Regions from separate parts of the Homo sapiens genome. Here region 1 is linked to region 2. Evidence: read pairs that join two places in POLR2A ChIA-PET (ENCODE). Cell type or tissue: Panc1. All regions are shown on one strand. Links, peaks and the distances in the headings refer to the core of each region. The heading gives the core; the rest is flanking DNA. Region 1 has its middle 62 kb from the start of MELK. Region 2 holds the start of LOC124902152 (a long non-coding RNA gene).

What was found. Peaks named below come from ENCODE experiments on the same cell type or tissue, not always from the same donor. Only the 100,000 strongest peaks of a DNase experiment are listed, where the experiment ranks them.
Region 1: POLR2A ChIA-PET joins it to region 2 with 11 read pairs; 5 of 35 experiments call an interaction of 5 or more read pairs at or near these places.

What each region holds. Positions count from the first base shown.
Region 1 is chr9:36,502,690-36,519,135 of GRCh38, reverse strand. No RefSeq gene overlaps it. Among named protein-coding and RNA genes, the nearest start is that of MELK, 62 kb to the left of the region's middle. In Panc1, for the core only: no CTCF peak of the experiment used is centred there; no DNase peak of the experiment used is centred there.
Region 2 is chr9:36,406,185-36,422,630 of GRCh38, reverse strand. It overlaps LOC124902152 (a long non-coding RNA gene), which reads left to right and starts at 8,241. Exons shown (of 2, transcript XR_007061475.1): 1 at 8,241-16,446. It also overlaps a transcript of RNF38 not described here and the pseudogene MRPS21P4. RefSeq lists an enhancer at 6,321-6,943. In Panc1, for the core only: no CTCF peak of the experiment used is centred there; no DNase peak of the experiment used is centred there; H3K27ac peaks cover 366 bases.

The DNA of each region.
Region 1 (16,446 bases), core at 3,935-11,934, 96 kb before region 2:
CCTCACACGGCCGGAACATGATTTCTTTGTTATCCAGTTTGCACACTTTTAAGTCTATCATTCTGTAACTCAACTGCTGGATTTCCCTAAAGGAAATTGGGTACTAGATGAGGATGACAACGTGAAATTATAAAGAAAAGTGCTCAAATGAAAACATAGGCTGAAGGCCAAGTGCGGTGGCTCACACCTGTAATCCCAACCCTTTGGGAGGCTGAGGTGGGTGGATCACTTGAGGTCAGGAGTTCGAGACCAGCCTGAAACCCCGTCTCTACTAAAAAGATGAAAATTAGCCTGGTGAGCTGGGCGTGGTGGCTCATGCCTGTAATCCCAGCACTTTGGGAGGCCAAGGTGGGCAGATCACGAGGTTAGGAGTTCAAGCCAGCCTGGCCAACATGGTGAAATCCCATCTCTACTAAAAATACAAAAATTAGCTGGGTGTGGTGGCGTGTGCCTGTAGTCCCAGCTATTCTGGAGGCTGAGGCAGAAGAATCGCTTGAACCCGGGAGGCAGAGGTTGCAGTGCCGAGATTGCGTCACTGCACTGCAGCCTGGGCAACAGAGCAAGACTCCATCAAAAACAAACAAAACAAAACAAAAAACAAAGCAAAACAAAAAACCACCTGAGGTTAGGAGTTCAGGAGTTCCAGACCCAGTGTGGCCAACATAGTGAAACCCCATCTCTAATAAAATTACCAAAAAAAAAAAAAGAGCTGGGTATGGTGGTGTGCGCGTGTAATCCCAGCTACTTCGGAGACTGAGGCAGGGGAATTGCTTGAACCAGGGTGGTGGAGGTTGCAATGAGCCGAGATTGCGCCACTTCCAGCCTGGAAGACAGAGCAAGACTCCTCAAAAAAAAAAAAAAAAAAGAAAAGAAAATTAGCCGGGTGTGGTGGATCACACCTGTAGTCCCACTGTAGTCCCAGCTACATAACAGGCTGAGGCAGGAGAATCACTTGAACCCAGGAGGTGGAGGCTGCAGTGAGCCGAGATCATTCCACTGCACTCCAGCTTGGGCGACAGAGCGAGACTCCTTTTTTTAAAAAAAGAAAGGAAAAAGAAAAGGCCGGGTGCGGTGGCTCATGCCTGTAATCGCAGCACTTTGGGAGGCTGAGGCGGGCGGATCACCTGAGGTCAGGAGTTCGAGACCAGCCTGACCAACATGGAGAAACCCCGTCACTACTAATAAAAACACAAAATTAGCCAGGCATGGTGGCGCATGCCTGTAATCCCAGCTACTCAGGAGGATGAGGCAGGAGAATCGCTTGAACCCAGGAGGCAGAGGTTGCAGTGAGCTGAGATCACGCCATTGCACTCCAGCCTGGGCAACAAGAGCGAAACTCCGTCTCAAAAAAAAAAAAAAAAAAATAGAAAAAGAATAGATAGGCTGAGCTCCAGCTAAGTAAGGCAATCCGATCTGCTCTGGGCTTCCCTAGATGTTCCCAGCTATAGCCATTTCTGGGACCAGGTCCTAGCATGGGGCCAGAGGAGAAATGTATTTGTTGCAATCCTTCCACCTGCATGGTGCACTCTCAATGGAGTTTTGCATTCTAAGGCCAGAGAGAGAGAGAAGCTAGGAATGGAGGAGGGCAATGGGAACAGGGGAAAGAGAAGGAGGCTTAGATTCTCAGGCTCAAAAAATGTCAGAGCAAAAAGGGACATTAGACAGCAGTTTAGTTCAATTTTTAAAAATCTTTTCTTTCTTTACAAAATTAACATACACTTGTGGAAATGGACTGCTAAAAATAGAAATAGACATTCCTCCCTCTCCTGTCTTCATTACAGATAGAAAAACAAGCTCTCAGAAGGAAGTGACTATGCAATGTCATCTAGTTAATGAATGTAAGGGAAGTCTTCATGGAGGCAGACAATGGGATTGAACAGGGTTGTTTCCTACAGAAAGAGAAGTTGCAATGTTGAGAAGTTTTATTCAATTATCCATGTTTATAGCTAGGAAGAGACTGAAAGGAAAATAAAAACACTAGGGCAGCCTGGCATGGTGGCTCACACCTGTAATCCCAGCACTTTGGGAGGCCGAGGCAGGCGGATCACCTGAGGTTGGGAGTTCAAGACCAGCCTGACCAACGTGAAGAAACCCTGTCTCTATGAAAAATACAAAAAATTAGCCGGGCGTGGTGGCAGGCGCCTGTAGTCCCAGCTACTCGGGAGGCTGAGGCAAGAGAATAGCTTGAACCCGGGAGGCAGAGGTTGCGGTGAGCGGAGATCGCGCCATTGCACTCCAGCCTGGGCAACAAGAGCGAAATTCTGCCTCCAAAAAAGCAAACAAACAAACAAAAAAACACTAGGGCTGTCTTCTTAAAAGAAATTAAATGTTTGTTATGATACTGTGCTAAGAGCTTTATGTGCTTTTTTGTGGGGGGCAGTGTGGGACAGGGTCCTACTCAGTTGACCAGGCTGGAGTGCAGTGGTGCATTAATAGCTCACTGCAGCCTCGAAGTCCTGGGCTTAAGGAATTCTCCCATCTCAGCCTCCTGAGTAGCTGGGACCACAGGCAAATGGCACAACACCTGGCTAATTGAAAAAAAAAAAAAGTCTGGACCGGGTGCGGTGGGTCACGCCTGTAATCCCAGCACTTTGGGGGGCCGACGTGGGCGGATCACTTGAGGTCAGGAGTTCGAGACCAGCCTGGCCAACGTGGTGAAACCCTGTCTTTACTAAAAATGCAAAAATTACCCAGGCGTGGTGGTGGGCGCCTGTAATCCCAGCTACTCAGAAGACTGAGGCAGGAGAATTGCTTGAATCCAGGAGGTGGAGGTTGCAGTGAGCTGAGATCACACCACTGCACTCCAATCTGGGCGACAGAGCAAGACCCCAGCTCCAAAAAAAAAAAATTCTGGCCAGGTGTGGTGGCTCACACCTGTAATTCCATCCCTTTGGGAAGCCAAGGCAGGTGGATCACTTGAGGCTGGGAGTTCAAGACCAGTCTGGGCAACATGGAGAAACTTAAAATACAAAAAATTAGCTGGGTCTGGTGGCGTGGGCCTGTGGTGCCAGCTATTTGGGAGGCTGAGGTGGGAGGATCACTTGAGCCTGGAAGGCAGAGGTTGCAGTGAGCCAAGATTGTGCCACTGCACTCCAGCCTGGGTGATAGAGGAAGACCCCATCTCTACAAAAAGAATTTTTTTTGTTTGTTTTGAGTCGGGGTCTCTCTTTTTTTTTTTTTTTTTTTGAGACGGAGTCTCGCTCTGTCGCCCAGGCTGCAGTGCAGTGGCGCGATTTCAGCTCACTGCAACCTCCGCCTCTCGGGTTCACGCCATTCTCCTGCCTCAGCCTCCCGAGTAGCTGGGACTACAGGTGCCCGCCCCCACGCCCGGCTAATTTTTGGTATTTTTAGTAGAGTCAGGGTTTCACCGTGTTAGCCAGGATGGTCTCGATCTCCTGACCTCGTGATCCGCCCGCTGCAGCCTCCCAAAGTGCTGGGATTACAGGCGTGAGCCACCGCGCCTGGCCACCTTGAGTCGGGGTCTCTCTAAGTTGCCCAGGCTGGTCTTGAATTCTTGGGCTCAAGCAGTCCTACCACCTTGGTCCCCCAAAGTGCTGAGATTACAAGGCATGAGCCACCACACCCAGCCTGCTTTATTATTTAAGCCTTATCTCACCCCGGGAGGGAGATATAGTTATTGGCATATTTGAAAAAAGGAAACTGAGGCTCAGAGGGCTAATTAATTTGCTCAAAGTCACACTGCTAGAAAAGTTGAGTAGTTAGAACTCAAGTCTTTCTGACTCCTAATCCCATAGGGCACTTGTGTGTAAATTTAAAACAGGTGACCCTACTTCTGGGCACTTGAAGCCCTGCACCAGAGTTTATGAACACAGTAAACATGGGCAGTACATTCCAGTCCAAGCCCATGGCTCCTTTTTTTTTTTTTTTTTTTTTGACAGAGTCTTGCTCTGTTGCCCAGGCTGCGATCTGGACTCACTGCAACCTCCACCTCCCAGGTTCAAATGATCCTCCCATCTCAGACTCCCGAGTAGTTGGGACTTTGGGCATGTGCCATCACGCCCGGCTAATTTTTGTAGTTTTTTGGTAGAGATGGGGTTTTGCCATGTTAGCCAGGTTGATTTTCTTAGTTCTAGCTGTGCCATTAAGGACGACAGAGCACATTTTAAAAATACACTTCCCCAAGACAGTTCTTCAACTATTGGAAAACAGTAAGTATGTCTCCCCAGACACACTCCAGGCCAAATGTCTTCCTGACCTCCATTTATCCCTCAAAGATCATCACTGCAAGTTCCTAGAAACAGGCTCATTCATTCAACAGATGTTTATCAAGCATATCATATGGACCAGGTCCTGTGAGAAGGACTGGGAATACGTAAGATAAATAAGACAGTCCCAGCAGTTAAGGGGATTATTATCTAATGGGAATGACAAACAGAGATGCTCCTAAGCCATTGCACTGGCCCTAGTAGAAGGTGTGTAAATATAGCAGGGGTCTAAGGAGGAGACAGTCAGCTCCACCCAGGAACCCAGTGGGGCTTCATAGAGGAGGTGGGACTTCTGCCCCACTAGGTCCATGCATAGATCCCTTTATCTTCCTTTTCATTCAAGGACTTTACCTCCTTCTGCCTTCTTTTCTTGGCATTTCTCTAACACATCCTGTTGGAGTGTTATGTTTCAGGAAAAATTTTAAAAATATATTCATCTGCCACCTTAGAAATGTTTTCATAAGAAGAAAATCTAGCAGCTTGTGACAAGAATGACTATTTCAGCACATAAAGTCTGAAATAATTTTACCAGCTCCCATTCTTCTTATAGTCCTTCCAACCTGGCTTCCTCTCTTTTGTCATTTTTTTTTTTCTTTTTCTTCATCTTTCTTTCAGTCTTTTTCTCACTCTCCCTTTCGAGGCATTTTGACATTCTCATAGTTGCTCCTGACAACGTAACTTTTTCACAAACTCAGAGTGGTTAAGTGACTTGGCAGAGGGCACAAGCTGGGAAGTGGCAGAAGCAGGATTTGAACCCAATTCTGATAAAATATTCACTCACATTCAGTTATAGGAAAACAGGTTGCAGGGTTTCTATTTGACCCTTTGTTAATCCAGGAAGGCATACTTGAAAATACAATCATTGCCGGGCGCAGTGGCTCACGCCTGTAATCCCAGTACTTTGGGAGGCTGAGGTGGGCGGATCACCTGAGGTCAGGAGTTCGAGACCAGCCTGACCAACGTGGAGAAACCCCGTCTCTACTACAAATACAAAAAAAAAATTAGCCAGGCGTGGTGGTGCATGCCTGTAATCCCAGCTACTCGGGAGGCTGAGGCGGGAGAATTGCTTGAACCTAGGAGGCGGAGGTTGTGGTGAGCCGAGATCGCGCCATTGCACTCCAGCCTGGGCAACAAAGCAAAACTCCATCTCAAAAAAAAAAAAAAAAGAAAACACAATCATTTCTATCAAATGTCAAAACTCAGGCCAAACTCCCCCATCTAGTTGCCTTCTATTCTTCCTGAATAAAATACCTACTCTTAACTGTGCCTAACCCATTTTTGCTAAACGTGCACATATCCAACTATTCAATCATCACCTTTACATTAAAAAATTGTCTTCTCAGAATGTTCTGAGCCGGTACATTTGTCAAAGTCCTTTACATTTTCTTATTTTTTAAATTTTAATTTTTTTTTTTTTAGAGACAGGGTCTTGTTTGTTGTCCAAGCTGGACTGCAGTGGTTATTCACAGGTACAATCATAACACACTGTAGCCTCGAACTCCTGGACTCAAGTGATCCTCCCGCCTCAGCCTCTTGAGTAACTGGGACTACAGGCATGCGCCACTGCGCCCAGCTTCAAAGTCCTTTATCTTATCTTGGAGAGATGCAGTGTGATATAGTAAACATGATGTTTTCTAAACTTCAGTAATTTGCATACCCCTTTCGTAATTTTTTTACTCCATTATTGTACTGACTACTCCCACCTCTTTTTTTTTTCCAGACAGGGGTCTCACTCTGTCACCCAGGCTGGAGTGCAGTGGCATGATCACAGCTCACTGCAAACTTGACCATCCGGGCTCAGGTGATCCTCCCACCTCAGCCTCCTAAGTAGCTGGGACTACAGTCGCATGCCACCACACCTGTCTAATTTTCTGTATTTTTTGTAAAGATGGGGTTTTACCATGTTGCCCTGACTGGCCTCGAACTCCTGGGCTCAAGCAATCCACCTGGTTTGGGCTCCCAAAGTGCTAGGATTATAGGTGTGAGCTACTGTACCTGGCCTCTACTTTAAAAAAATATGTATGTATATACTTTATATATATATAAAATACATGTATAATATATATTATATATATTATTTATATATATATTTTATATATTTATATATTTTTATTATATATAATATTATTTATATATAATATTATTTATATATATTATACATGTATAATGTATAATATATACATATATATTATTTATATAATATATTACATATTATATATTATATATATTACAATTATATATTATGTATATTATATGTATATAATATATACATATATAATATATATGATACATGTATTATATGATACATGTATTATATATTATACATGTATTATATATATTATACATATGTATAACATATATACATATATATTTTATACATATATATACATATATATTTTATACATATATATATATATATATACACATATATATATATATATTTTATTTTTTTTTTTTTAAGGGGGATGGAGTTTCACTCTTGTTGCCCAGGCTGGAGTGCAATGGCGTGATCTTGGCTCACCACAACCTCCACCTACTGGGTTCAAGCTATTCTCCTGCCTCAGCCTCCTGAGTAGCTGGGATTATAGGCATGTGCCATCATGCCCGGCTAATTTTGTATTTTTAGTAGAGACGGGGTTTCTCCATGTTGATCAGGCTGGTCTTGAACTCCCGACCTCAGGTGATCCGCCCACCTCGGCCTCCCAAAGTGCTGGGATTACAGGCGTAAGCCACCACACCCGGCCTAAAAAATACTTTTATTTTAATTCATTCATTTTTTTTTTAAGACTGTCTTGCTCTGTCCCCCAGGCTGGAGTGCAGTGGCACACTCTCGGTTTACTGTAACCTCCGCCTCCTGGGGTCAAGCGAGCACATCTGGCTAATTTTTGTATTTTTAGTAGAGATGGAGTTTCACCATGTTGGCCAGGCTGGTCTCGAGCTCCTGACCTCAAGTGATCCACCTGCCTCAGCCTCCCAAAGTGCTGGGATTACAGGTGTGAGCCACCATGCCCAGCCCATTCATCTTTTTATTTTAAAATTTAAAGAAAACTTTTGACCACTATATAATATCCTTATCTATAAAATCAGAGCTTGATGTGCTTTTTATATATTTCCTAAACTAAAATAAATGCATATTCCACTTATACTCATTAAATTTATACAAGTTAAAAATAGAAATGCAGGCTGGGCATGGTGGCTCACACCTGTAATCCCAGCACTTCGGGAGGCAGAGGCGGGTGAATCACGAGGTCAAGAGATCAAGACCATCCTGGCCAACATGGTGAAACCCCATCTCCACTAAAAATACAAAAATTAGCCCGGCATGGTGGCGTGTGCCTGTAATCCCGGCTACTCGGGAGGCTGAGGCAGGAGAATTGCTTGAACCTGGGAGACAGAGATTGCAGTGGGCTGAGATCGTGCCACTGCACTCCAGCCTGGCGACAGAGCCAGACTCTGTCTCAAAAAGAAAAAAAAAAAGAGAAATGCACAATTATTTGTATATGTAAAAGTTTGTCATGCACTACTTAAAATAATCTCAGGATTATTGCATTGCCACTGATTTGCTATGTGACCACAGGCAGGTCACCACCTTCCAACTCTGGTTCTCAGCTTCCAGATCTGGAAAATGAGGTAGCTGGATTGAAAGTTCTCTAAGTCCCCTTCCAGTTGTTATAATTCTTCTGAGTAGCTCCAGTCATTTTTAATATTGTTTTGAGGCTTTCCCTAGCTTTTGCTCCCAGAGGAAAGCCCAGTTGCTATTGCAGTTCAGTCAGATGCAGTTCAGTCAGATACACTAAGTATTTACAGAATGAGGAGAAGAATTTTCTTTGTGCCTGTGCTCAGGGAAAAAAGATCAGGCAAGTCTTCCAAGATGGGATTCGTGGTGCGCCCGAGGGCGGCTCGGGCAAAACTGTGGGCTTGATGCTATTGTAGAAAGTCAGATGTTGTCACCGTGGTTATAGATATTGCCATTTCTTAACCTTTTTTCCTCTGGACTATAAGCTCTTTGAAGGCAAGGGCTGAAATCCTCACAGTGTGTTAAGGCAATAGTGTCTTAGTAAATGTTTGAAAATGGGAACAGAAAAGAAAGGAGAAAAGGGAGAAGAGAGAAAAGGGAGGGAAAGGAGAGACGAGAAGGAGTGGGGCTGAAGGGCTTACCCTTTTATCCCTCAGAATAAATTATTTTGGTTTATTACAGGAGTGATACCTAGTTATAAAGGGATTCTGTCGCTATTTCTGCTATCTTATTTTTCAAGAATGCATAATTTCATATGGTAGAAACTGCAGGTAGGATCGTTTTCTAGTCTTTTCACCACAGTTGAGACTATTTTGAGGCCAGGTGCAGTGGCTCACGCCGGTAATACCAACACTTTGGGAGGCCGAGGACGGCGGATCACTTGAGGTCAGGAGTTGGAGACCAGCTGGCCAATATGGCGAAACCCCATTTCTAATAAAAATACAAAAATTGGCCGGGCTCGTGGCGGGTGCCTATAATCCCAGCTACTCAAGAGGCTGAGGCAGGAGAATCACCTGAACCTGGGAGCCAGAGGGTGCAGTGGGCTGATATTGCGCCACTGCTCTCCAGCCTGGGTGATAGAGTGAGACTCTGTCCCAAAAAAAAAACAACTATTTTGAGATTTCCCTCAAGTATCTTTGATCTATTATATATAAATGCACCCTATTTAAATGATTCAAATGCAATATTAATTATTATACCTTTCCATTAATCTATTTATTTATTGGAAAAATAATTTTGAGCCCCTACTATGCGTCAGGAATCGTGCTAGGTATTGTTGAGAATATAATGATGAATAAGATATGGTTCATAAGTTCAAAATTGGCCGGGCGCGGTGGCTCACACCTATAAATCCCAGCACTTTGGGAGGCCAAGGCAGGCAGATCACTTAGGAGTTCGAGACCAGCCTGACTAACATGGTGAAACCCCCTCTCTACCAAAAATACAAAAATTAGCTGGGCGTGGTTGCTCATGCTTGTAATCCCACCTACTGGGGAGGCTGAGACAGGAGAACTGCTTGAACCTGGTAGGCAGAGGTTGCAGTGAGCAGAGATTGCACCACTGCACTCGAGCCTGGACGACAGAGTGAGACTCCATCTCAAAAAACAAATCAAACAAAAAAAAAGTTCAAGTCTTCATAGTCTATTTTGGGAGACAGACAGGTAAATTAGAATAGACCCTTGACATTTGTGAATTACTATTCATTGTTTCAGCTACTCACAAACAGCCTCAAAGATCCAAGACATGAATTTAATTGTAATGAGAATAATTATACTGATATTGTGGGCTGTTGAGAGGATTAACTGAGATTATGCATTTTTAAACACCTAGTATGAATTTGAATCAAGAGCAATGTAAGAATTTCATGCAGGAGGGAATCACTTGGCTAGTCAAGCCAAACACAGGGTGAGCAACTGGAATGGGTTGCAGGGAGGAGGGAAGAAAATCCTGTTCTCCAAATCTGGAGAAGGGAAAATATTTCTTGCAACCAATAAAAATATGGTAGATTATTTTAAAAACCTGAAAAAAAATGAAAAAGGAAGAGCAGGAGCATGCTGGTGTAATTCCAGTGAAGATCACTCATCCTGCCATCTCTACATGGGTGATATTATCATTCCCTGTCTACACAAATATAGTTGTTCATATCAATACTTGCACAGCTTTGAATCACTTAGAACACAAATTTATGACTTTAGCTGTCTATCTTTGTTAACGCCGATGATATTATTTGAATATGTCAGAAGAAAAGTGTTTTTCTTTCTTTCTTTCTTTCTTTTTTTGAGACAGAGTCACTCTTTCACCCAGGCTGGAGTGCAGTGGCTCGATCTAGGCTTACTCCAACCTCCACCTCCTGGGTTCAAGCAACTCTGGTGCCCCCAAGAATTCCAAGAATTTCCACATAGAATTTCCTTGTTCCCCTCTGCACTCATCTTGAGCAAATCTGCCTTTTTCTCACATGGCAAACCTTCAGATATATGGAAACACTTCCCATGTCCTGTCGCTTTCCCTGAGATCCTTCCTCCACCAAGACAGTGGCCTCCATCCTTTCAGCCAGTTGTCATGAAGCATGACTCCTGGATTTTCTCTTTCAATTTGGTCTTACACCAGAAGTTTCATCCCAGCTTGAAGCTAGGAATAAATTAATCCACTTTAACAAAGGCAGGACCTAATTTCAGGTGCTGTCTGGGCTCCAGTCTGACTAAAATAAAGCCTCGTACATTACTTTATTTAATTCTCCTGCAATTAAAAGTCTTAAAAATAGATGGGGGAAGAAAGAGACACATAAAAAGTAAAATACCATCTCCAAAACTGTCACTTGATATCCACAAAATGTTACCTCCCCTGGGTTTTTATATTCATAGCTCCTTGCATAGTGGAGTTTTCCTTTTGGTTGCAGCTGCAGGCTGCTTTCCCGCTTCCCTTGGGAGTTGAACATCTAGGTCCCATTCTCCTATTTCTCCTTTCTCAAAGTCTTGGGTCCCTCTGATAGAATTACTATTCAGTACCTTTCCACGGGGCTCACACTTTCCACCTTGCAGGGTCAGTGGGAGTTTTTACAGAAGATTCAGCCTCCAGCTCAGGCCTCAAATCTCTAGTTAAGCCCCCCACCCACCTTTGGATTCAGCCTATCTTTCTGCTTCTAGATTCCCTGCCTTCACATATTTTATGAATATATACACCCACCCATGTAACCACCACACAGATCACGATACAGGATATTTATAGCTCCCCAGAAGGCTCCCTTCTGCCTCCAGTCAATACCTACCCCCTCAATAATAGCCACTATTCTGGTTAGTTTGGGCTGCATCTGAACTTCTGATAAGTGGAATTACCCAGTTTGCACTCTTTTGTGGCTGGCTCCTTTCTTTCACCATCATGCCCAAGAGATTCATCCATGTTGTGTGTAGCAGTGCTTTCTTTTTTTATTGCTGTGTTCATTGTGGCAAGGGATTCAATATCATTTCAATGTGAGTCCAACGTGTGGCCAAGATTGAGAACCATGGCTAGAGTCAGACAAAATAGGGTTGGAATTATATCTTCAAAACTACTGGATCTGGATTTGCCCCTGAAATGTCCATTATTAGGTGGTCTTTGAGTTCAACCAGACATTTACCCTCAATACCATAGGCTTTACTTTGCATCAGATTCACTCAGAAGGATTCAAGACATGACACACTGTGCCAGCAGAACAACATCTGGCACTTCTCTTCAGCAGAGTTATTGTAGTTATCCAGTGATTAGTCTTCTTTGGCCCCCCAGGTGACAGCTTAGGTGCAAGGAGACAGGATCATATTCACAGGTGCAGCGACAACCTTAGTTTAGATATGCCCTGTCCCGCTGGGCGCGGTGGCTCATGCCTGTAATCCCAGCACTTTGGGAGGCCAAGGAGGGCAGATCACCTGAGGTCAGGAGTTCAAGAACAGCCTGGCCAACATGGCAAAATCCCGTCTCTACTAAAAATACAAAAAAATTACCCGGGCCTGGTGGCATGCGCCTGTAGTCCCAGCTGCTCAGAAGGCTGAGGCACCAGAATCGCTTGAACCTGGGAGGCGGAGCTTGCAGTGAGTGGAGATCGCGCCACTGCACTCTAGCCTGGGCAACAGAACGAGACTCCGTCTCGGAAAAAAAAAAAAAAAAAAGAAGAAGAAGAAGAAGAAGAAATGCCCTGGCCGGGCGCAGTGGCTCACGCCTGTAATCCCAGCACTTTTGGAGGCAGAGGTGAGCGATCACGAGGTCAGGAGATCGAGACATCCTGGCTAACACTGTGAAACCCCGTCTCTACTAAAAATACAAAAAATTAGCCGGGCATGGTGGCGGGCGCCTGTCCCAGCTATTCGGGAGGCTGAGGCAGGAGAACAGCGTGAACCCGGGAGGCAGAGCTTGCAGTGAGCCGAGATCGCGCCACTGCGCTCCAGCCTGGGCGACAGAGCAAGACTCCGTCTCAAAAAAAAAAAAAAAGAAAGAAAAGAAAAGAAAAGAAATGCCCTGTCCCAAATAGGAATCATATCTAGTGTCTCGGGAGCATAGCTATCAGGTTCTCCATAGACGATGAACTGGTTACAAGTGTCACTGCAATTAGGGTGGCCCAAAGCTGTGTTCTCATCAGGTACTTATGTATCCTGGCCCAGAAGAAGTTTACCAATCAGGAGTTATTTTTACCATAAGCGATGCTGTTGAATACCACAGCTGACATTGCCCCTTTATTAGACTTCCAGGGGGACAGAGATGGAAAGTTAACCCATATTTGTCTTAAGAGAAGAAGAAAGGGGCTGGACACGATGGCTCACACCTGTAATCCCAGCACTTTGGGAGGCTAAGGTGGATGGAACACGAGGTCAGGAGATCCAGACCATCCTGGCTAACACAGTGAAACCCTGTCTCTACTAAAAATACAAAAAATTAGCTTGGCGTGGTGGCACACACCTGTAGTCCCAGCTACTCAGGAGCCTGAGGCGGGAGAATCACTTGAACCTGGGAGGTGGAGGTTGCAGTAAGCTGAGATCACACCACTGCACTCTAGTCTGGGCGACAGAGCTAGACTCCATTAAGAGAAGAAGAAGAAGGAGAAGGAGAAGAAGAAGACCCTTAATCATACTTTTCTTTTCTTTTTTTGAGACGGAGTCTTGCTTTGTCACCCAGACTGGAGTACAGTGGCATGATCTTGGCTCACTGCAACCTCCGCCTCCTAGGTTCAAGCGATTCTCCTGCCTCAGCCTCCCACGTAGTTGGGATTACAGGTCCTGCCACCATGTCCGGCTAATTTTTTTTTATTTTTAGTAGAGACGGGGTTTCACCATGTTGGCCAGGCTGGTCTCGAACTCCTGACCTCAGGTGATCTGCCCGCCTTGGCCTCCCAAAGTGCTGGGATTACAGGCGTGAGCCACGCACCCAGCAATTATACTTTTTTTTTAACTGACACATTGACCTGTGTAGACCATTAACCAACAAGATTATTCCTGAAAACGTCCGTGTTCCTTGAGCCAAAAAACAGTATTTGGCACATGAAGATGCTGAATTAATGTTTGTCAATTAGTGAATTAATGACAAATAACAACATTAGCAGGTTACATTCAACTTAAACAAAACCAAACCAATCAAAACTATTTGATTACTCTGTTACCTTCAGCAAGTCTTAATTTCTCGAAATCCCTGCTACTTTTATAAAATGGGACTTATTATGCTTCTCATGAGGATTAAATGAAATAATGTATGTAAATACACTACAAAGAGCTGCACTTAAACCTTACTCTTATTGATGGAGAAGGGAGGCCTAGAGAGAGGGTGGGACTTGTAGTGGCACGACATAGGATGGCATGACTGTCCAGGTCTCCTGACTCTCCGTCCAGAGCCTTTTCCACAATGCCACGCGGCCTCATCATCCAAGTTGTCTTGCCCAGTTAAGGTTTAGAAATCTCAAACGAATCAGGATTTTTGTCCAGTAGAGAGAACGTGTATGAAGATCCACTTTGCACTGTGGACCTGGCATTAAGGGTGTTCCTGGTACTAAGGGTAAAATCAAGATTTTTCTCATGGGCATAAGAAAAAGTGAAAATTGGCTGGGCGCAGTGGCTCACGCCTAAAATCCCAGCACTGTGGGAGGCCGAGGTGGGCGGATTGCCTGAGCTCAGAAGTTCCAGACCAGCCTGGGCAACACGGTGAAACCCTGTCTCTACTAAAATACAAAAAAAAAAAAAAATTAGCCAGGTGTAGTGGCATGCGCCGGTAGTCCCAGCTACTCGGGAGGCTGAGGCAGGAGAATTGCTTGAACCCGGGAGGCAGAGGTTGCAGTGAGCCGAGATCGCGCCACTGCACTCCAGCCTGGGTGACAGAGTGAGACTCTGTCTTAAAAAAAAAGAAAAAAAGAAAAAGTGAAAATTATGTTCCCAGCTTGCTGCTGATTAGCAGACATAGGGCAAATAGAACCTCTAAGCAGGCCAGGTGTGGAAGCTCACGCCTGTGATCCCAGCACTTTGGGAGGCCGAGGTGGGCAGATAGCCTGAGGTCGGGAGTTCGAGACCAGTCTGACCAACATGGAGAAACCTCGTCTCTACTAAAAATACAAAATTAACCGGGCATGGTGGCGCATGCCTATAATCCCAACTACTCGGGAGGCTGAGCAAAGAGAATTGCTTGAACCTGGGAGGCGGAGGTTGCGGTGAGCCGAGATCATGCCATTGCACTCCAGCCTGGGCAACAAGAGCGAAACTCCGTCTCAAAAAAAAAAAAAAAAAAAAATAGAACCTCTAAGCATTCATTCTTCAAGGCTGTTTCCTTTTTCCTTCCCAACAGCCTCTGCAGGGAGGGGGATGTGAAAAGCAATATGATCAGAATGTAATGAAGGAACAAATCTCACTGGGAGTCAAATACCATTGTTAAAAAAAAAAAAAAAAAGGCATCATGGGCAGAAGCCCAAAAATCAGAGGCTTCCCCCAGTGTTCTTTGAATCCATTTTTTAAGCTGTTAAAAACACCCTTAAAATAAACCTGCCATCTTGTGAGGACAGGAAGAAGGTTACCCGTCTTCCCGCCACCATCTGCAGACTGGCTCAGCTTTAGGCTTCTTTGAGCCACACTCCCCCGCCCCCAGCCTGTTCTTTATAACATGTCAGGGTGGGGTTGATTGTAGTTTCTTTCCCCAACTTAGCAAAATTCAGTCACAATTAAAATTTGACGTGAACCAAGGAGAGGCTACAGAAATAGTAGTTTACAATGCATTTTATTCTTGCAATTTGACATCTTCTAATAATTTCTGACACTGTGCTTGGCCCACTTGTGTTTATCAGTCTGAATTTGGATCAGATCAGTTTAAACCTCTATCTAGGATGAAAGCTCAATCTGTTGCTGGGGTAATGGCTCAGGGTATGGTTGGGATCAGGGTTCACCCTGTAGTTGTGATTAGGGCTCAGTGTGTGGGGCTAAGAGCTAGTCTGTGATTAGAGTAGAGACCAGTCTGTGATTAGCATTAGAGCTTAGTCTGGGCTGGAGTCAGGTCTCAGCCTGTGGCAGAGATCAGAATTGTGTGTGGTGAGCTCTAGGATTCAATCAGGTAATAACACTATACGGCTCTATTCCAGGAAAGAAAGGGCAGGAAGTGTTGGTCAGGAGTTCAAAGTCCATTGAGGGTCTATCAGACCGGAAGACTGAGCAGATGGAAAATCAAGGAACCAAGAGGGGTTTAAAATAGTGACCCCCCACCAAAATGGCAGAAGTTAAAAGGACTGACAATAGCAAGAGTCTGTGAGGATGTGCAGCAACTGGAACATTTTTGTGTGTAGAGACAAAGTCTCACTCTGTTGCCCAGGCTGGAGTGCAGTGGCACGATCATAGCTCACTGCAGCCTCGAACACTTGAGTTCAAGTGATCCTCATGCCTCAGCCTTCCAAAGTGCTGGAACTACAAGCATAAGCCACTATACCCGGCCCAACAACTGAAATTTTTTTTACATTGCTAGTGGGAGTATAATTTGTACAACTACATTGGACAACTGCTTGGCAGTATATGTAAAGTTAAATATACATATCTATGCCCTGTGACTCAGCACTTTCAATCCTGGAATGAACAAACAACTACTACATACAACAACATGGATAAATCTCACAAAATAGTGTCAAGCAAAAGAAACCAGACACGAACAAGTAGTCACCATATAATTCCATTTATACAAAATTTAAAAACAGGCAAAATTAATTCATGATGATAGGAATCAGAAGAGTAGTTACATTTAGGGGGTATGGACTTGAGGGGGCCTGAGGGAGCCTTCCGGAGAGATGGTATGATCTATATCTTTTTTTTTTTTTTTTTTTTTTTGAGATGGAGTTTGAGTTTCACTCTTGTTGCCCAGGCTGGAGTGCAATGGTGCAATCTCTGCTCACTGCAACCTCTGCATCCTGGGTTCAAGCAATTCTCCTGCCTCAGCCTCCCGAGTAGCTGGGATTACAGGCATGCGCCACCATGCCTGGCTAATTTTTTTTGTATTTTTAGTAGAGACGGGGTTTCTCCATGTTGGTCAGGCTAGTCTCGAACTCCTGACCTCAGGTGATCCACCCGCCTCCTCAGCTTTCCAAAGCGCTGGGATTACAGGTGTGAGCCACTGTGCCTGACCAGTATGGTCTATATGTTTTGATCCAGATCATGGTTACACAGGTGAACATATATAAAAATTCACTGAGCTGAATATTTAATGTTTGTTGAGGAGTTAATTCCA
Region 2 (16,446 bases), core at 2,988-10,987:
TTGACTATGTATTTAGAATTTATTCAATTCATTCAGTCAGCAAGTAGTACTTATCGATAGGTAGCTATGTGTCTAGGCATTTAGGGAATACAGCCAGATAGAAAACAGATAGATTCTAGTATAGCATTTTACAATAAGTGAAGTGGATAAAAGAAAAGTTACAGATTACAGCCTTTCTTTCTCTCCTGTTTTTTTTTTTTTGTTTTTTGGTGGGTAGACTGAGTCTCCCTTCGTTGCTCAGGCTGGAGTGCAGTGGTACAGTCTTGGCTCACTGCAACCTCTGCCTCCCAGGTTCAAAAGATTCTCAGCCTCCTGAGTAGCTGGGATTACAGGCGTGTGCCACCACGGCCAGCTAATTTTTTGCATTTTTATGTTTGTTTGTTTGTTTGTTTATTATTTTGAGATAGAGTCTCCCTCTGTTGCCCAGGCTGGAGTGCAGTGGCAAGATCTAAGCTCACTGTAGTGTCTGCCTCCTGGTTCAAGTGATTGTTGTGCCTCAGCCTCCCAAGTAGCTGGGACTGCAGGTGTTCATCACCGTGCCTGGCTAATTTTTGTATTTTTAGTAGAAATGGGACTTCACCATGTTGACCAGGCTAGTCTCGAACTCCTGGCCTCAAGTGATCCACCCAACTCAGCCTCCCAAAGTGTTTGGATTACAGGTGTGAGCCACCATGCCTGGCCAGATTATAGCTTTCAACAGGATCATCAGGTGTTATTCTGGGGAGGAGAGTGGGTGGATATCATATTTAAAAATCAGATCGCTACATATACAACAGCCCCCTGACGTCTTTCTATGACACGTGGGTATTGGTTTTGCAAAAACTAAAATGAACCTGTTGCCCTCTGCACACTCACTCTCTCTCCCTTCCCCACTTCTTCATAGTCTAACTCAGAATTAAAGGGATCATAGAGCACGTTTACGCCAACCTGCTTTTTATTTTTATTTTATTTATTTATTTTTATTTTTCAGACAGAGTTTCGCTCTTACTGCCCAGGCTGGAGTGCAATGGTGTGATCTTGGCTCACTGCAACCTCCGCCTCCCGGGTTCAAGTGATTCTCCTGCCTCAGCCTCCCGAGTAGCTGGGATTACAGGCATCCGCTACCACGCCCGGCTAATTTTGTATTTTTAGTAGAGACGAGGTTTCTCCATGTTGGTCAGGCTGGTCTCAAACTCCTGACCTCAAGTGATCCTCCCACCTCAGCCTCCCAAAGTGCTGGTATTACAGGCGTGAGCCACCATGCCTGGCCCCAACCTGCTTTAAAAAAAAATAAACTTGGGAGCTGTGACCACCATGGGAGAAATTACTTGTTCAGGGGTAACCCACAGTGCTAGGGGTAGACCAGATCTTCTGTATCGAATGCAAGTTATATAAAATATTTGCTTAGGTATTCTGAGCACATTGTCAAAACGTGTTGATTCTTTGCTTGTTGTCTTTGCCTATCTTTCAGGCATGGTGTATTTCTCAGATTGGGGAAGAAAAGATGATTTTTCTTACATGATTTTTCTTATAAGTTTTCTCACTTTTAACTAATCCATGTGTGACTGGGGATGGAACCACAGTTCAGGCAAGGAGTATGAGGGCCAATTTATTTGTTGGACATCCTCTCTACAGCCTTGGAGGTGGTGTCCAATCCCCAATTTTTTGGCTTGATCTGTTGTTCTCCAGCTTAAAGTTTCTCTCCTGATATGTATCTGTTTATAGTTTATAGTGCTGGAAGAAACTGATTCCAGCTCTGATGTTAATTATTAAATCCTGTGAGTTACAAATTCTCATTAATTTATATTGGGCACAGCAATTTGCACAAGCCCTCCAGCATTATTTTTACATTCGTTCACAGGGCCATATTCCATAATTTCTAGGTGGCAAACGTTTATATTTGAGTAGCTACTACATACAGAGCAATGTTCTAGATACTGGGGATACTGCATTGAAGAAAACAGAAGTCTTTGCTCTTATGCAGCTTGCTTTCTGTGAGTGGGGAAAGGCAAGACAATAAAGATATTGTTAACTGATTATTTGTGTTGTGAAGAATAAGAAAGCAGGGAAGGGGGCATAGAAGTACTGGGAGAAGGTTGTCCTCTTTTTTTTTTTTTTTGGAGACAGAGTCTTGCTCTGTTGCCCAGGCTGGAGTGCAGTGGCGCGATCTCAGTTCACTGCAAGCTCTGCCTCCTGGGTTCACTCCATTCTCCTGCCTCAGCCTCCCTAGTAGCTGGGACTACAGGTGCCTGTCACCACGCCTGGCTAATTTTTTGTATTTGTAGTAGAGAGGGGGTTTCACTGTGTTAGCCAGGATGGTCTCGATCTCCTGACCTCGTGACCCACCCGCCTCGGCCTCCCAAAGTGCTAGGATTACAGGCGTGAGCCACCGTGCCCGGCCGAAGGTTGTCCTTTTAACCAGGTAGTCACAACACCCTTTGAAGTAGGGACTGCTTTATTCCAGTTTTATCAGTGAGGAATCTGAGGCACAGATTAAATATTTACCCAAGATCACACAGCAGTACACTGGGATTCCATCCCAAGCTGCCTTGCTCAAGTCTGTACTCTGCTGTTTGAAGAAACCTATTCCTATTTTAACTTCACCCATTCAACTGTGACATGCTTGGAGAAACATATCTGCAAGTGGAGAAGGCCTCAGAGAGTCACAGTGGAACTGAACCATTGGCACCAGTCCTTCTCGGTAGTTTTTTTTCTTGCCCCCAGGCCTTTATTCTGATTCATGACTATTTGTTATTCCAGGCTCCTTGCCAAGTCATCCCTACCCTGTGTCAGGTTCAGAATTCTGTGCGAGTTTTTTGTTTGTTTGTTTGTGACAGGGTCGCACTTTGTTACCCAGGCTGGGGTGCAGTGGCGCAATTTCTGCTCACTGCGACCTCTGCCCCCACCTTCAAGGGATTCTCCCACCTCAGCCTTCCCAAGTAGCTGGGAATACAGATGCCGTGCCACCTGTAGTCATGTTTCACTTAGATACTGAAATTAACTCAGCTAATGTCAGTTTGAAAATAGTCACATTTTCACAGTGACAACAAGCTTGAGCTGGGGAACTAGGTCTGACCTGAGAATGAGATAAAATATTGAAGAATTTGATAAGACTATTCTCTCAGTTGAGGTGAATTAACTTGTAGCCTCAATTATATATTTTTTCAGAGTTCTTGATACATTGCCAGGAGGATGGCCATTTGAGAAACGAAAATAGAAGAGTTCTTCCTAAACTGCTTATGTGTACTGATTCAGAGCAGGAGTCTTTCTTGACAAGAATTCCTTATAGTAGGCTTCATTCATTTGTCTTGGAAAAAAGCACCCATCCAGCTTGTGGTATAAGTAATCCCATGCATACTGCCTTCAGGGAAGATGGAAAATGTACTTACAGGTTCAATATCGCTTATCTAAAATGCTTGGGACCAGAAGTGTTTGGGATTTTGGATTTTTTTCAGGTTTTGTATATTTGCGTTATATACTGGTTGAGCATCCCAAATCTGAAAATCCAAAATGTTCCATTGAGTACTTCCTTTGAGTGTGAAATCTTTGCTCAGAAAGTTTTGGATTTTGTAGCATTTCAGATTTTGGATTTTTAGATTTTTGCTCGAGATGTACCAGTTTTTCTTCTGTGACTGTATACTTCCTTTTTCTTGATCTTTTTACTTTTTAGTATTTATTTGTTTATTTTTGAAATGGAGTCTTGCTCCATTGCCCAGGCTGGAATGCAGTGGTGTGATCTCGGCTCACTGCAACCTCCACTGCCAGGGTTCAAGCAATTCTCCAGCCTCAGCCTCCCGAGTAGCTGGGATTACAGGCATGCACCACCACCATGCCCAGCTAATTTGTTGTTGTTGTTGTTGTTTTTTGAGACAGAGTCTTGCTCTGTCACCCAGGCTGGAGTGCAGTGGCACCATCTCGCCTCACTGCAACCTCCGCCTCCCAGGTTCAAGCGATTCTCCTGCCTCAGCCTCCTGAGTTGCTGGGATTACAGGCGCGTACCACCACATTTGGCTAATTTTTGTATTTTTAGTAGAGATAGGGTTTCACCATGTTGGCCAAGCTGGTCATGAACTCCTGACCTCAAGTGATCTGCCCGCCTCAGCCTCCCAAAGTGCTGGGATTACAGGCATGAGCCACTGCGCCCAGCCTGTATTTTTTTTTCGTAGAGATGGGGTTTCACCATGCTGGCCAGGCTGGTCTTCAGCTCCTGTCCTCAAGTGATCCACCTGCTTTGGTCTTCCAAAGTGCCGGGATTACAGGCATGAATCATCATGCCTGGCCTCTTTTTAATTTTTAAAAATTACATATTGATTGTTGGCCAGGCGCAGTGGCTCATGCCTGTAATCCCAGCACTTTGGGAGGCCGAAATGAGTGGATCACTCAACCTCAAGAGTTTGAGACCAGCTGACCAGCCTGGACAACATGGCAAAACCCTGTGTATACAAAAAATACAAAATTAGCTGGGCCTAGTGGTACACACCTGTGGTCCTAGCTACTCAGGAGGCTGAGGCGGGAAGATTACTTGAGGTTGCATGGAGATCAAGCCACTGCATTCCAGCCTGGGTGATGGAGTGAGACCCTGTCTCCAAAAAAAAAAAAAAAATCACATATTGATTGTAAAAACAAACACAGCACTCTATTCAGTTTCTCTCCTGAGAAATAACAATTGGAATTTCAGTATTAACAGATTGTTTTTTCTTACCATATTTGTATGAAATGTTTTTCATCCTTGTAAAATCAAGTTCCTTGATTGTACCTTGGTAGAGAAAGATTCTCTAGCTTAAGATAGGAACTAGATTTGTAAAAGTTAAGCAGTGTTTCATTTAAAAAGTGGTGGAAGTGGCTGGGTTTGGTGGCTCATGCTTGTAATCCCAGCAGATTGGGAGGCCAAGGCAGGCAGGTCACTTGGGGCCAGGAGTTCGAGACCAGCCTGGCCAACATGGTGAAACCCTGTCTCTACTAAAAATACAAAAATTAGCTGAGCGTAGTGGTGCACGCCTGTAATCCCAGCTACTCGGAAGGTTGAGGCAGGAGAATCTCTTGAACCCAGAAGTGGAGTTTGTATTGAACCGAGATTGCACCACTGCACTCCCGCCTGGGTGACAGAGTGAGATTCTGTCTCCAAAACCAAAAAAAGTGATGGAAGTATTGTTAATTTATAGAATTATTATTGGTACTTTTAGGTAAATAGTTCAAATATCAAAAATAAAAGTTAACCTACTGTTAGAATTCAAGTAAGATGTATAATTTTAAATCAAAAGCGGGCAGGATTAACTTGCAGCTTCTACTCGGATGGACAAAACAGTGTGTGGAGACTCACATCGTGAACTTTTGCTTCAAGAACTACCGCAGGAACATAACAGTAAAACCGAAATTATTCACAGACCCTTTGAAATAAGCGGCTTGTCGCTGCAAATTCCATGAGACAGCCAAAAGCTGTGAGTGCCCAAAGTGAAGAGGGGGAAAGTCTGCCTCTGAACACACATCCTCACTGGGGAACCTGAAAATCCAGATCATGGGAGAAGGATTTAACCTTACCTGGAGCTGATACGAATTTAGAGAGCCAAATGAAATATAAAAGTTGATGCAAGGCCAGGCGCGGTGGCTCCCAGCCAAAAAGTGCTGTAATCCCAGCACTTTGGGAGGCCAAGGTGGGTGGATCATCTGCAGTCAGGAGTTCGAGACCAGCCTGGCTAACGTGGCGAAATCCTATCTCTACTAAAAATACAGAAATTAGCTGGGCATGTGGCACATGCCTGTAATCCCAGCTACTTAGGCAGCTGAGGCAGGAGAATCGCTTTAACCAAGGAGGCGGAGGCTGCAGTGAGCTGAGATGGTGCCGCTGCACTCCAGCCTGGGCCACAGAATGTGACTCTGTCTCAAAAAAAAAAAAAAAAAAAAAAAAAAAATATCGAGGCAGCAGCAAGAAGGAGCCCTGTAGACACTTCTAGTCCCCAGGGAAGCCATTTCTGACTTTTATCTTACCAGGGGTTCTTGGGAAAGGCTGCCATTAGAAATGGGGAAGGACCACAGGGAGAAGAAAACTTACAGCCTAACTTTGTAATAATTTTGACTGAGTGCAAATTTTCCTGGGCAATATTTGGGAGTGGGCAAACCGAAAGTGCAGATACTGGCACAGAAGTTAGGGCAGGCAGGGAGGGGCAAGACCTGAAATCCTTGCCTGCTTTCTCAGCAGGGGCTTTTGTAGCCTGGGGCAAAATCTCAGCCTTGCTCTAAGGCTGCCTGGATATAACGGTGTTGTCAGGGCATGGTGGGACTGAGACCGGCCTTGCTGGTTGTGGAGGAATTCGGTGAGGCCTGTCACTGCCAGCTTGCCCCCAACTCCCTGGTGATCTGTTTGAAGCAGCAGAGGCAACCATAATCCCCCAGGGAATACAATTTTATTGGCCTGAGAATCACACCCCCATCCCCCATCCTCCCATCTCCCACCCCCTCCCCCTCCCTCCGCCCTGTGGCCACAGCAAGCCCCGCCCAAGGAGAGTCTCAGATATGCCTAACCTGGCCCTTACTTGATGGTCTTTTTCCGCCCTGGTAGCGTAAAACAAAACACATAATATCTTGAGAGCTCTATGGTGCCACCCATCACCTGATAAATCAGAATACTTATCCAAGTGACCTTAGGGCAAACTTGTATCCCCCGCCCCGTACTACTGCAGTCGATGTTGTATTGAAAGCGCCACCTTCTGACTGGAGGCCAACCAACTGAAGCCATTACAGCAACTCATAAAAGAACAACTCTGCACCAAGAAAGGAGAAAATAATAGCAAATTCCACTGCCTGTAACATCCTAGCTAACCAGAGGTTCTGAGTCTGTCCATGTTACAACTTCACTGCCAGCACAACCAGCATTTGAGAAAACCAGTGCACTAAACAAAACTACCAAGGACCCTCACAGGGTCCACTTCATTCCCCTGCTACCTCCATCGGAGCAGATGCCACAGCTGAGAGACCGGGATACTGATCACATTACAGGACTCTTTGCAGACACTCCCCAGTACCAGCCCGGACCCCAGTAGCTCTACTAGGTGGCTAGATGCAGAAGAGCAGCAACAATCACTGTAGTCCAGCTCTCAGGAACCTCATCCCTAGGGGAAGGGGGAGAGCACCATGTCAGGGGATCACCCCATGGGACAAAAGAATCTGAACAACAGCTATTGAGCCCCAGATCTTTCCTCTGACATTAGAAAAAAACAAAAAAACAAAAAAAACAAGATACGGACAAAAAAATCTCCAGAGAAATAAAATCAATAAAACAACAATCACAACTTCAGGAAATGAAAGACACACTTAAATACAAAATACACTGGAAAATTTCAATAGAATTGAACAAGAAAGAAGTTGAGGGCTCAAAGATAAGGCTTTTTAATTAACCCAGTGTGACAAAAAAGAAAAAAACTGAATAAAGCCTCCAATAAGTTTGAGATTATGTTAAACGATCAAGCCTAAGAATAATTGGTGTTGTTGAGGAAGAAGGGAAATCTAAAAATTTGGAAAACTTATTTGAGGGAATGATTGAGGAAAATTTCCCTGGCCTTGCTAGAGATCTATACATCCAAATACGAGAAACTCAAATAACTCCTGGGAAATGCATTGCAAAAAGATTATCACCTAGGCACACAGTCATCAGGCTAACTAAAATAAAGATGAAGAAAAGAACCTTAAGAACTGTTAGGGAAAAGCATAAAGGAAAACCTGTCAGATTAACAGCACGTTTTTCAGCAGAAACCCTGCAAGCTAGAAGGGATTGGAGTCCTATGTTTAGCCTCCTTAAACAAAACAATTACCAGCCACGAATTTTGTATCCAGTGAAACTAAGCTTCATAAATAAAGGAAAGATAAAAGTCTTATTCAGACAAACAAATGCTGAGAGAATTCGACACCACCAAGCCAGCACTACAGGAACTGCTAAAAGGAGTTCTAAATCTTTTTTTTTTTTTTTTTTTGGAGACAGAGTTTCGCTCTCGTTGCCCAGGCTGGAGTGCAATGGTGCGATCCCGGCTCACCACAACCTCCACCTCCTGGGTTCTAGTGATTCTCCTGCCTCAGCCTCCCGAGTAGCTGGGATTACAGGCATGTGCCACCACGCCCGGCTAATTTTTTGTATTTTTAGTAGAGACAGGGTTTCTCCATGTAGGTCAGGCTGGTCTCGAACTCCCAACCTCAGGTGATCTGCCCCCCTCAGCCTCCCAAAGTGCTGGGATGAACAGGCGTGAGCCCAGTTCTAAATCTTGAAACAAAACAAAACTTCAAAGTACACCAAAATAGAACCTCCTTAAAGCATAAATCTCACGGGGCCTATAAAACAATAACACAAGGAAAAAATACCAAGATATTCAGGCAGCAGCGAGAACGATGAATAGAATAGTAGCTAACATCTCAATACTAACGTTGAATGTAAATGGCCTAAATGCTCCACAAAGAATACAGAGTGGCAGAATGGGTAAGAATTCACCAACCAAGTATCTGCTGTCTTCAAGAGACTCACCTAACACATAAGGACTCACATAAACATAAGGTAAAGGAGTGAAAAAAGATATTCCATGCAAATGGACATGAAAAGCAAACAGGAGTCGCTATCCGGAGTCGCTATCCTTATATCAGACGAAACAGACTTTAAAGCAGTAACAGTTAACAAAGACAAGGAGGGACATTATGTAATGATAAAAGGACTGGTCCAACAGGAAAATATCATAATCCTAAATATATTTGCATTTAACACTGGAGCTCCCAAATTTACAAAACAATTGCTACTAGAAAACAGCAGCACAATAATAGTGGAGGACTTCAATACTCCACTGACAGCACTAGACAAGTCATCAAGATGGAAAGTTAACAAAGAAACAATGGGCTTGAACTATACAACAAAAGTGACCAAATGAGAATCAAATCAAGAACTCAACTGCTTTTACAATAGCTGCAAAAACAAACAAACAAAACTAGGAATAGACCTAAGAGCTGAAAGACCTCTACAAGGAAAACTACAAAATACTGCTGAAAGAAACCATAGGTGACACAAACAAACAGAAACATATCCCATGCTTCTCATTATTTCTTGCCCCCTGCTCCCAGCAACCACTGATATTTCTGTATATGAATTTGCCTATTCTGTACATTTCATAAAATGGGATCTCAAAATGTAGCCTTTTGTGTCTGGCTTCTCTCATTGAGCATGATTATGTTAGTCTGTTCTTGTGTTGCTATAAAGAAATACCTGAGGCTGGGAAATTTATAAAGAAAAGTTTCATTGGCTTGCAGTTCTGCAGACTTTATACAAAGCATGGTGCCGCATCGGTTTCTGGTGAGGCCTCAGGAAGCTTAGGGAAAGGAGGCGATATCACATGGTGATAGAGGGAAAGAGAGAGTTGTGGGGAGATGCCATGCTTTTTTTTTTTTTTTAAATTGAGATGGAGTCTTGCTCTGTTGCCCAGGCTGGAGTGCAATGGCGCATTCTTGGCTCACTGCAACTTCTGCCCCCCCAGGTTCAAATGAGTCTCCTGCCTCTGCCTCCCTAGTAGCTGGGATTACAGACACCTGCCACCACGCCCAGCTTTTTTTTTTGAGATGGACTCTCGCTCTTGTTGTCCAGGCTAGAGTGCAATGGCTTGATCTCAGCTCACTGCAACCTCTGCCTCTTGGGTTCAAGCGATTCTCCTGCTTCAGCCTCCTGAGTAGCTGGGACTATAGGCATGTGCCACCACACCCGGCTAATTTTGTATTTTTAGTAGAGATAGGGTTTCACCATGTTGGTCAGGCTGGTCTTGAACTCCCGACCTCAGGTGATCCACCCGCCTTGGCCTCCCAAAGTGCTGAGATTACAGGTGTGAACCACCGCGCCTGACCCTAATTTTTGTATTTTTAGCAGAGATGGGATTTCACCATGTTGGTCAGGCTGGTCTTGAATTCCTGACCTCAGGTGATCCACCTCGGCATCCCAAAGTGCTGGGATTACAGGCGTGAGCCACTGCACCCAGCCAGTGCCATGTTCTTTTAAACAACCAGATCTTTCGTGGACTACCAAAGCGAGATCTCATCTCGCTCTTCACCAAGTGGATGGCGCTAAGCCATTCATAAGGGATCCACCCGCAAAATCCAGATACCTCCCACGAAGTCCCATCTGCAACACTGGGGATTACAGTACATGAGATTTGTAGGGGACAAATATCCAAACCATATCACATGGTCATTTCAAGATTCATGTTGTGCAAGTAATTGGGTAGTTAGCTGCTCTCTATTAGGTGTTGAAGATGGCCTTCAACCTGACACTTTGGCAAAGATCTGAATAATAAGTAACAATTCAGGTGAAAATCAGGGTCATGGAAAGAACATTTAAGGGAAATAATACAGCTAGTGCAAAATCCCTAAAGCCGGAAAGATGAGGGAAACAAAAGGCTGATATTTGTAAGCATGGTGGATGCGGATTGGGAATGGTATGAGATGAGCTTGGAGAGGTGGGCATGGGCCAGCCCATGTAGTTCTTTGTAAGCCAGGGAAAGTAGTCTAGATTTTATTCTGCTTTTTCGAGAAGCCATTGGAGGGTTTTATGCAAAGGAGTGGCATAATACAACATGTTTATAAAAGACCACCCTTCTACTTTCTGTCTCTCTGAATTTGGCTGCTGTATGTACCTCATACAAGTAGAATCATACACTGTTTTTCTTTTTGTAACTGGCTTATTTCAGTTAGCAGGTCCTCAAGGTTTATCCATGTTGTAGCATATATCACAATTTCCTTTCTTTATAAGGCGAATAATACTCTTTTGTAAGGCTGAGCGTGGTGGTTCATGCCTATATTCCCAGCACCTTGGAGGGCTGAGGTGGTGGTTCACTTGAAGTCAGGAGTTTGAAACCAGCCTGGCCAACATGGTGAAACCTTGTCTCTGCTAAAAAAAAAAAAATACAAAAGTTAGTCCAGTGTGGTGGCAGGTACCTGTAGTCCCAGCTACTTAGGAGGCTGAGGCAGGAGGATCACTTGAACCTGGGAGGCGGAGGTTGTAGTGACCCAAGATTGCACCACTGCACTCCAGCCTGGGTGATTGCGCAAGACTCTGTCTCAAGGAAAAAAAATGTCATTGTAATATACATCACATTTTGTTTATTCATCATTGATAAATACTTGGGGTTGCTTCCACCTTTTGGCTATTGTGAATAATGTTGCTATGAACACGGGTGGACAAGTATCTCTTCAACCCTGCTTTCAGTTCTTTTTGGTATATACCCAGAAGTGGAATTGCTAGATCATATGGTAATTCAGTTTTTTATTTTGTGAGGAACTGCCATACTGTTTTTCATAGTGGCTGTACCATTTTATATTCCCACCAACAGTGCAGAGAGATTCCAGTTTCTCCAAATCCTCGCCAACACTTGTTATTTTCTTTTTAATTTTTTTATAGTAACTATCCTAATGAGTGTGAGATGGTGGTTTTCATTTACACTTCCTTTTGCCATTTTTTAATCAGGTTTTTTTTTTTTTTTTTGCTGTTCAGTTTTAGGAGTTATATATTCTGGATATTAACCCCTTACTAGACATGATTTACATGTATTTTCACTTATTACATAAGTTACATTTTTTACTGTAATAAAATACACATAACATAAAATGTACCATCTTAACCATTTAAATGTACAGTTCAGTAGCATTAAGTACATACAGTACATTCACCTTTTTGTGCAGCCACCACCACTCTCCATCTCCAGAACTTTTTCATCTTCCTAAACTGAAATTCTACCCATTAAACAATAACTCCTCATTGCCTCCTCCAGCCCCTGGGAAACAACATTCTACTCCTAGACTACTTTCAGACTCCATTTCTTCCTTCACTTAATAAAAGAGAGGGTCCACTGCTGACTAATAGGATTGTTTTTATATGTGGAGGCCTTCTTGGAAACGTGATTGATTTATTTTAGAGAATAGTAATAGAAAATAGGGTTGTTGAAAGAAAAGAGATAGAGACAAAAACTGGTTGGGTGTTTTCATACTGGATGTCTTATCCGCAGGCCTCAGCATTCCTGCCTCGGTTCTGCCTGATTCTTTTACATCAAGAAGTTGATCTTGCTAGCCATTTCCATGTTGTAGATCTGCCAGCAGGTTTCATAGATTTCCCTTTGTTCCTGGTGGCATGGCTTCTCACAGTACAAAAATTAGCCAGGCATGGTGGTGGACGCCTGTAATCCCAGCTGCACGGGAGGCTGAGGCAGGAGAATCGCTTGAACCCAGGAGGCAGAGGTTGCAGTGAGCCGAGATCATGCCATTGCACTCCAGCCTGGGCGACAGAGCAAGACTCCATTTCAAAAATAAAAATAAATAAATAATTTGAGGAACAAATCTATTGTGATATGTTCTTTTGTAGTGTTTCATTGCCTTTAGGTTTAGGAAATCTGTCTCCATTCAGATATTTACCCGTATTTTCTAAAAGTTTTAATAATTTTACATTATCCTTTCTTATCTACCTGGAATTTATTTAGTATATGATTATGTGACCCACTGTGTTTTCAGTAGATTCTCACTTTGCTTTGTTGTAAAATATCTGATTAGAGATTCCATGTAATGATAGGTATTTTGAGATTGTTGTTATTGGAGATTATTTTGTTGGTCTTTAAAATGTCATTATCTCCTAAGTTTATTTTGTTTTATTTACAAGACACTATTGCAACAGGAACAAGCAAGCCAGGGGAAGATAAATAAGCTTCCTATGGAAGCTTAAATTTTATATTTACTCTACAAAGAGTTGTACTGCCTTAAGAGATTTACTTAATATTATGATTTGTTTTGTAGTACAAATTAGAAATCTGCCCACATATTTCCTTCTTTTCCTTAAAGTCTGGAGGGCCTGTAGAATGTGGCACGGGCAGGAGGATACAGGGTTTGTGGAGATGCACCGTGTATCACATATGTCTGTGCAAAACCATTCGTGTTAGGATCCTAAAACTATCATCAGTGGAAACACTGGCAGTTTTAGTGAGCTGGTCACATTTCATGAATGCAAGATGTTAGACTTCTATAGCAGGGTGTGTGTCATCTAGAGCAAGTTATTGACTGTACAGGTATTTGAGCTCCACCAGAATTCCCTAGAGGAAAGAAAGTGTGTTCCTCATTGAACATAATGGAAATAGTAAGACGTTCAGGCAGTCTGGTCTGCAGCATTCGAATGTTTCTTGCATCTCAAACTTCTTAAGACTGTGATTCCCATGTCTGTTTTCAGCGACTTCTCTTCGTGGTCTTTCCCAAAAGTAAAGTAGCTAATTGGCTGTGCTTCTGTTGCCCGCCCGCCTGCCTTCTTTCTTTTTTTCTTTCTTTCTTTCTTTCTTTTTCTTTCTTTCTTTCTTTTTCTTTCTCTCTCTTTCTTTTCTTTCTTTCTTTCCTTCTTTCCTTCCTTCCTTCCTTCCTTCTTTCCTTCCATCCTTCCTTCCCTCCTTCCCTCCCTCCCTTTCTCTCTCTCTTTCTTTCTTGGAGACAGTCTCACTCTGTCACCCAGGCTATAGTGCAGTGGTGTGATCTTGGCTCACTACAACCTCTGCTTCTCAGGTTCAAGTGATTCCCCTGCTTCAGCCTCCCAAGTAGCTGGGATTACCAGCATTCACCACCACACTCGGCTAATTTTTGTATTTTTAGTAGAGAGAGGGTTTTACCATGTTGGCCAGGCTGGCCTCGAACTCCTGACTTCAAGTGATCCGCTCCCTTCTGCCTCCCAAAGTGCTGGTATTACAGAGGTGAACCACCACACCCGGCCATGTGCATAACATCATTTATTTTCTTGAAGCACTTATGTAAGTATAACCCATTTAAGTCCTTATTTCACTGGCTTTTGGGATCACATTTTCCATTAATGCCCAATTCTTAATGATTTGAGCGCTTGCTTTTCTTAAATTCAGTTGAACAGTTTGTCTGGCTTTCCTCTCCAGGTATTTCTGGGACTTCCTGGGTAAACTGCTTGTCCTTCCAGCCAGTCCTTTGACCCATGGCCCATTGGTCACCAGCTTCCCTAAGGTGTTCTCACTGGTGTCACTTTGGCTCAAGTTTAGGCCCAGCTCCTAGATTATAGTTTGGGCCTAGTTCCTAGGCTATTAATATTTAATAAAGGATTTAACAGAAGGGCATCAGAACAAAGAGAACTTAAAGCTGCATATGAAATATGGCTTCACTAAAAGTATACTGGTCCAAGTTCTGCTCAGGGCTTCTCTCTTCCTGATGCTTGGCGTACTGCTGTCCATAGGGCTAGCCTATCTTTCCTCAGGGAGTACCCTGAAAACTACTGATTCCCCTCCAGGGTCAACTCCAAACTGTGATCAGTTAGCTTTGCTTTGAATAAAAATTGCCAGCCTTGGCAACATGGTGAAACCTAGTCTCTACAAAAAAAAAAAAAAAAAATTAAGTCTGTTGTGGTGGTGTATGCCTGTAGTCCCAGCTACTCAGCACTGAGGCGGGAGGATCACTTGAGCCCCCAGGAATTCAAGGGGGCAGTGAGCTGTGATCATGACACTGCACCTCAACCTGGGTGACAGGTTTCAAAAAATTAAAAAAATTGATGCTGCCTTTTAGGAGGCAGTGTAGCAATATATCTTGAAATTTTAAGAAAATTCACATACTGTTTGAACCAGCAATTCTACTTCTAGAAATGTACTTTTATGGATATATTTTCAAATGCTTGCCAAACTATATGTATGTACAAGAATATTAATAATAGCTTTGTAATAGCAAAACACTGAGAACAACCTAAATGTAATACAGGATTTAAAAAAAATACAGAGATGGTTCCTCCCTAACAAAGAAAGAATTGGCTTTGTTGAAAAGAATAACCTAGATCTGTATGTGGCTAACTTTTTTTTGTGCTCTGGGTCTCCATTGGATTTGGTAAAAACTGTAGTGCCAGAATATGATTGCCCCTGAGATGAAGCTGCTGGAGCATACAGTTGAGCTCAAGGTGCTGTCTGTTCTCCGGAACAGAACAAGCAAGAGTGTGGCTTCAAAGAGTATAGGTTACAGCAGGCCATCTAGTGGAGGCCTGTTGCCTCAGGGTCAGCTCCTGCCTGGTTACCCTGTTCTAGAGGTTGAATATGCTGTGATGTGCAGTGTATGCTTTATTTGTGCCCTTGGGTCTCCACTTCTGATTGGTATAGGTCTCTGTTTTTCTGCTTCTGACTTGGCTGTCCTAGGCACTTAGGTTTCTTCATTTGAACTCCTTCCTGGCCGATGCCTTTTCACTGTCCACCTGCTTTAGCCCCTTCACACCTTCACTACCATGAGCTTGCCCTCTGTCATTCCAGCTACCATGGTTCAGTCCAAGTCATCTCTCACCTGCACTGTGGAAACAGCCACCTGACTAACTCTTCACCTCAAAGCTGGATAAGTGGCTATATAATATGGGAGGCTTTCAGTGGACTTCGATTTGGGTGAGCCTTTGCTGCCCTCTTCTGGTCTCTAGCTGCTATAGCCGGCAGCTGCTACTAATTAACTTTTTCTACTTTGATTTGTGTTAACATTTCTGGGTGAAACTGCTTATGCTGATTGTTTTGCAGTAGTAGATCAAGTTGTAGCATGCTTGTAGATACTGCGTAGGCTAAATGCTGTTCAGCCAATATGCCTTTTCCCTCAGTGCAGCTTTATCTTTTGTTTTTTGGGTTTTTTTTGTATTTTTGGTGGAGATGGGGTTTCATCATGCTGTCCAGGCTAATCTCAAACTCCTGAGCTCAAATGATCTGCCCGCCTTGGCCTCTCAAAGTGCTGGGATTACAGGCGTGAGCCACCGCGCCCGGCCCAGTGCAGCTTTATGTTATTCAGTCCTTTTAGCTGGTTTTGGAGGAAGAAAGGAAACTTAGGGATGACAGCAAAGCTAGCTTCAGGGAAGATTTTGAAATTTATTTTTTCTGCATCCCTTTTCCTCTCTTTTCACTGCCCGCTTTCTGTTGTTCCTGTGCTTCATTTCTCCTTGGGAATTTACCAAGCGAGAAACGTAGAATCAGCCACTGCTGTGAAATATTTACATATCATTAACAGAACTATTTATTAAGCACATGGTATGTGCTAACCCCTTGCCAGATTTGGTAAGACTTAGTCCTTGGCTTCAAGAAGTTTACTATTTATTGGGCAGAAGTGTCAAGTAAATACAAAGTTGGAAGGCAGAATGATTAATGCTATTTTAGAACACACAGGAGAGGCCACTAACTCGGCAATAGAGATTGAGGTTGTTGGAGTGAGATTATAGTAGGGATACTTGGATGTGGATGTGATGGCAGAACAGTACTGACAGTGTTAACCAATGAGGAACTGCCTTCTCATTAGTAGAGGTCCAGAACTTCCAGCAGGTAAGCCATTCTTTACCCCAGCACCTCCTTTGACATTTCCTTCCATGTGAATGGTTCTTCAGCATTTGGACAAGTGGTTCTTTACCTGTAGCTGTTGAATCATGCCTTTCAATGCCTTAAAATAGGAGATGGTCCTCTTTCCATTTTT